Regions from separate parts of the Homo sapiens genome. Here region 2 is linked to region 1. Evidence: chromatin loops called from intact Hi-C (ENCODE). Cell type or tissue: IMR-90. All regions are shown on one strand. Each heading gives the region's core, and the rest is flanking DNA. Links, peaks and the distances in the headings are about the cores only. Region 1 overlaps ANKRD36 (ankyrin repeat domain 36). Region 2 overlaps ANKRD36B (ankyrin repeat domain 36B).

The links. Peaks named below come from ENCODE experiments on the same cell type or tissue, not always from the same donor. Only the 100,000 strongest peaks of a DNase experiment are listed, where the experiment ranks them.
Region 2: a loop joins it to region 1, with 33 times the contacts of the local background. A loop is called at or near these places in 5 of 110 quality-filtered maps.

Annotation. Positions count from the first base shown.
Region 1 is chr2:97,194,151-97,197,085 of GRCh38, forward strand. ANKRD36 (ankyrin repeat domain 36) reads left to right here. Exons shown (of 76, transcript NM_001354587.1): 39 at 576-604; 40 at 695-767; 41 at 2,443-2,471; 42 at 2,566-2,638. Among named protein-coding and RNA genes, the nearest start is that of ANKRD36, 82 kb to the left of the region's middle. In IMR-90, for the core only: no CTCF peak of the experiment used is centred there; a DNase peak (open chromatin) is centred at 1,391.
Region 2 is chr2:97,545,696-97,548,630 of GRCh38, forward strand. ANKRD36B (ankyrin repeat domain 36B) reads right to left here. Exons shown (of 44, transcript NM_001393939.1): 21 at 2,008-2,036; 22 at 1,841-1,913; 23 at 138-166; 24 at 1-43. Among named protein-coding and RNA genes, the nearest start is that of ANKRD36B, 43 kb to the right of the region's middle. In IMR-90, for the core only: no CTCF peak of the experiment used is centred there; no DNase peak of the experiment used is centred there.

The sequences.
Region 1 (2,935 bases), core at 197-2,696:
GGATAATGAATATTATCTACTAGGTATCAGCAAACAGATATCCAAGGTGATCAATTCAGGACACTTCCACTGAAGAGATGTGAAGTGTACGTTCAACTGGAGGGTCATCGTAATTGTGTGCCTTCTCATTTATTGGGCAAGTTAAAGAGCATGAAAAATGTTTGTAGTATAATGGTGTAAATCCTTTTGATTTGTTGCATGAAAGACATATGGGATCATGTAGCACCTGTTTTGACATTGATTCTCAGGTGTGTGAGTTGCTCCTCTGATTTTAGATCACATTTGTCCTCATCACTCGGCATATCCACATTGGGATTGACACGGTTTTATTTTAGCTTTCGACACATAAAAAATCATACTGTGTTTGAAATTGTAAGGGTATATTTCACGGAGCCTGTGTTCCCTTTTTTCAGGGTATTTCTGACATGTTCTGGTCCCCAGACAGAAAGTAGAAGCCATCAAAGCGTACACTAATACAGGCAGGAGGACAGAGGTTGATGCTAACACTGTGTGAATGTATGGATAACTTTATCATATTTACATGTGAGTGATTATGTATCCCTTTTGCTTTTCAGTGTCTTCTCGGAAAAAACCAGCCTTGAAGGTAATGAAACTCTCATTCATATTGTGAGCTAGTAAACGTATAGCCTATGAAACATACCTTATTTATTATTTTGTTTCAAATTCCACTCAGGCTACAAGTGATGAGAAGGATTCTTTTTCGAATATAACCAGAGGAAAAAAGGATGGAGAAATATCTAGGAAAGGTAATTTTGCGAAACACATTTAATGTCATGTTCAGTCCAGACAAGAAGTTCTCTTCCCCGAATAAATCAGTGGGGGGCTGGTCAAAGATGCACATTCTGATTCAGCAGGCCTGAGATTCTTCATTTCTAATAAGTTCTTGGGTTATGCTGATGCTACTGGTCTGGAACATGATCTTCACTGTAAGATTATACGCATCCCCACATTACAATTGGGAGGAAGAAATATGGAGAGCAGTTGAAGACATAAGGGGCTCTGGGGCCCAGCATAATTCTGCTTTAATTCGGTAGCATCTTTTCATTAAGGGTGTACGGAGAAGGAGAGGAAGTACAGATTTTACAGACGTCACATCGTAGTGCTAAAAACAGACAGAAAACTGTTCATAATAACCCATAGACACTGTAGAAGGAGAACTGAGGAGACCCCTGATGTAGCAATTATTTTCTGAATGAAGACGGATTGTGAGGCAGGAATGTGGGAAAAGAGGAAGTCATTTATATAATTTTGGGGTTACTGCTGAGGAAACCTGAGTGAACTCACTTCAGATGCATTTGGAACATTTGCATAAACAATATTTGATTTTGGCAGCTCCAGCAACTGCTGGAAGCAGGAAACAGTGGTTGAATTGGCATAAAAACAAAATGACTCATTACTCCTCTTTGTTACTATTAGGCATCAGAGATACATATTTTGTTGATTTTAGTTATAGAAATGAGATAAACTTGAATATGAATATGGTGGCTTCCTTGTTCAAGGAGCTACCTCTTGGATAAAATAGCTGTTTAATGAAACTTCTTTAGAAAATAACATGATACTGCCAACAAGGGTATTCTAGAAACAAAAATTATGTTGCATTCCAATTAAGTCCTAGAGTGATCATTTTCAATGAATATTGGAATGATTTCTGAATGTAAAACTTATTATTATCTAATGGTTGTGGCAGTTTTACTTTGTAGAAATATGTCAAAATTGATAATTGATGACATTTTTATTGAGGCTAATATATTATCCTTTGGTGCCATGAGTGGATGAAGAAACATTTGGAAGGCTAAACTAGTGGATACAAGAAACTTAAGCAAATTATTACACTACATGGGTGTGAGAGATAATGAATATTATGTACTAGGTATCAGCAAAGAGGTATCCAAGGTGATCAATGTAGGACACTTCCACTGAAGAGATGTGAAGTGTAAGTTCAACTGAAGCATCATCGCAATTGTGTGCCTTCTCAGTTATTGGGCATGTTAAAGAGCATGATGAATGTTTGTAGTATAAAGGTGTAAATCCTTTTGATTTGTTGCGTGAAAGACATGTGAGATCATGTAGCACCTGCTTTGACATTGATTCTCAGGAGTGTGAGTTGCTCCTCTGATTTTAGATCACATTTGTTCTCATCACTCGGCCTAAGACATTGATATTGATACGGTTTTATTTTAGTTTTCGACACATGAGAAATCATGCCATGTTTGAAATTATAAGGGTATATTTCATGGAGCCTGTATTCCCTTTTCTTAGTGTATTTCTGTCATGTTCTAGTCCCCAGACACAAAGTAGAAGCCATCAAAGCCTATGCTAATACAGGCAGGAGGACAGAGGTTGATGCTAACTCTGCTTGAATGTATGGATATCTTTGTCATATTTATGTATGACTGATTATGAATCCCTTTTGCTTTTCAGTGTCTTCTCAGAAACCACCAACCTTGAAGGTAATGAAACTCCCATTTATCATGTGAACGAGTTAATGTATGGTCTATGAAACATACTTTATTTATTTATTATTTCGTTTCAAATTCCATTCAGGGTACAAGTGACGAGGAAGATTCTGTTTTGGGTATAGCCAGAGAAAACAAGGATGGAGAAAAATCTAGGACAGGTAATTCTGAAAACAGATTTAATGTCATGTTCAGTCCAGATAGATAAGAAGTTCTCTTCCCCAAATAAATCAGCGGGGGGCTCATCGAAGCTGCACTTTCTGATTCAGCAGGCCGGAGATTCTTCATTTGCAGTAGGTTCTTGGGTGATGCTGATGCTGCTGGTCTGGAACATGATCTTCGCCGTAAGATTATACACTTCCACACTTTGAAGTTGGGAAGAAGATATATGGAGAGCAGTTGAAGACATAAGGGTCTCTGGGGAACAGCATAGTTTTGCTTTAATTCTCCAGCTTGTT
Region 2 (2,935 bases), core at 151-2,650, 350 kb after region 1:
CTGTGGCCATATTCGGAACAGAATCTTCCTTGTCACTTGTAGCCTGAATGGAATTTGAAACAGAACAGTCAATAAATAAAGTATATTTCATAGACTATACAGTTAATAGTTCAAAATACAAAAGAGAGTTTAATTACCTTCAAGGATGGTTGTTTATGAGAAGACACTGAAAAGCAAAAGGGATACATAATCACTCATACATAAATATGATAAAGTTATCCATACATTCATACAGTGTTAGCATCAACCTCTGTCCTCCTGCCTGTAATAGTGTAGGCTTTGATGGCTTCTACTTTGTGTCTGGGGACAAGAACATGACAGAAATACACTGAAAAAAGGGAATACAGGCTCCATGAAATATATCCTTACAATTTCAAACATGGTATGATTTGTCATATGTCGAAAACTAAAATAAAGCCCTGTCAATATCAATGTCGATATGCCGAGTGATGAGGACAAAGTGATCTAAAATCAGAGGAGCAACTCATACACGTGAGAATCAATGTCAAAGCAGGTGCTACATGATCCCACATGTCTTTCATGTAAGAAATCAAAAGGATTTACACCATTATACTACAAACATTCATCATGCTCTTTAATTTGCCCGATAACTGAGAAGGCACAGAATTACGACGACATTTCAGTTGAACGTACACTTCACATCCCTTCAGTGGAAGTGTCCTAAATTGATCACCTTGGATATCTGCTTGCTGATACCTAGTAGATAACATTCATTATCTCTCACACGCACGTGGTGCAATAATTTGCCTAAGTTTCTTGTATCCACTAGTTTAGACTTCTGAAAATTTCTTCATCCACTCTTGGCACCAAAGGATAATATATTAGCCTCAATAAAGATATCATCAATTATCAACTATGACATATTTCTTCAAAGTAAAACTGCTACAAGCATTAGATATTAATCAGTTTTTCATTCAGAAATCACTGCAATATTCATTGAAAATTATAATTTTAGGAGTTAGTTAGAATTCAACATCATTTTTGTTTCTAAAATAGACTTTTTGGGAGGACCATGTTATTCTCGAAAGAAGTTTCATGAAATAGCTATTTCATCCAAGAGGTAGCCCCTTGAACAAGGAAGCAAATTTATTCATATTCAAGATTATCGCATTTTTATAACTATAATCAACAAAATATGTATCTCTGATGCCTCCTAGTAACAAAGAGGAGTAATGAGTCAGTGTGGTGTATTCCAATTACACCATTGTTTCCTGCTTCCAGTAGTTCCTGGAGCAGCCAAAATCAAATAACTTTTATGAAAATATTCCAAATGCATCTGAAGTGAGTTCACTCAGGTTTCCTCAGAAGAAACCAGAAAATTATATAAAAGAATTCCTCTTTTTCAGCCTTCCTGCCTCACAATCCATCTTCTTTAGGAAAATAGTTGCTACACCAGGGGTCTCCTTAGTTCTCCTACAGTGTCTACGGGTTGTTACAACAAGCTTTCTGTCTTTTCTTGGCAGTATGATCTGAAGTGTGTAAATTCTATACTTCCTCTCTTTCTCCTTCCACCCTTACTGAAAACAAGCTGGAGAATTAAAGCAAAATTATGTTGTTCCCCAGAGCCCCTTATGCCTTGAACTGCTCACCATATTTCTTCTTCCCAATTTCAATGTGGGGAAGTGTATAACCTTACTGCGAAGATCATGTTCCAGACCAGCAGCAACACTATCACCCACGAACTTATTTGAAATGAAGAATCTCAGGACTGCTGAATCAGAATGTGCAGCTTCAACGAGCCCCCCGCAGATTTATTCAGGGAAGAGAATTTCTTATCTACCCGGACTGAACATGACATTAAATCTCTTTTCAAAATTACCTCTCCTAGTTTTTTCTCCATCTTTTTTTCCTCTGGCTATATTCAAAAGAGAATCTTTCTCGTCTCTTGTAGCCTGAATGGAATTTGAAATGAAATAATAAATTAATAAAGTATGTTTCATAGACTATACATTTACTAGTTCACAATATAAATGACAGTTTCATTACCTTCAAGCCTGGTGGTTGCTCAAAAGACACTGAAAAGTAAAAGGGATTCATAATCACTCATATGTAAAAATGACAAAATTATCCACACATTCACGCAGTGTTAGCATCAACCTCTGTCTTCCTGCCTGTATTAGCATAGGCTTTGATGGCTTCTACTTTGTGTCTGGGGACTAGAACATGACAGAAATACGCTGAGAAAAGGGAATACAGGCTCCATGAAAAATACTCTTATAATTTCAAACAGGGTATGATTTGTTATATGCCAAAAACTAAAATAAAACCGTGTCAATATCAACGTGGATATGCTGAGTGATGAGGACAAAGTGATCTAAAATCAGAGGAGAAACTCATACACCTGAGAATCAACGTGAAAGCAGGTGCTACATGATCCCACATGTCTTTCATGCAACAAATCAAAAGGATTTACACCATTATACTACAAACATTCATCATGCTCTTTAAATTGCCCAATAACTGAGAAGGCACACAATTGCAATGATACTTCAGTTAAACTTACACTTCACATCTCTTCAGTGGAAGAGTCCTGAATTGATCACCTTGGACACCTGTTTGCTGATACCAAGTAGATAATATTCATTATCTCTCACACCCATATGGTGTAATAATCTGCCTAAGTTTCTTGTATCCACTAGTTTAGCCTTCCAAAAGTTTCTTCATCCAGTCGTGGCACCAAAGGATAATATATTAGCCTCAATAAAAATATCATCAATTATCAATTTTGACATACCTATACAAAGTAAAACTGCTACAAGCATTAGATACTGATCAGTTTCTCTTTCAGAAATCACTGCAATATTCATTGAAAATGACCATTTTAGGAGTTAATTAGAATCCAGCATAATTTTTGTTTCTAAAATAGCTTTGTTGGGAGTATCATGTTGTTCTCTAAAGAAGTTTCATGAAATAG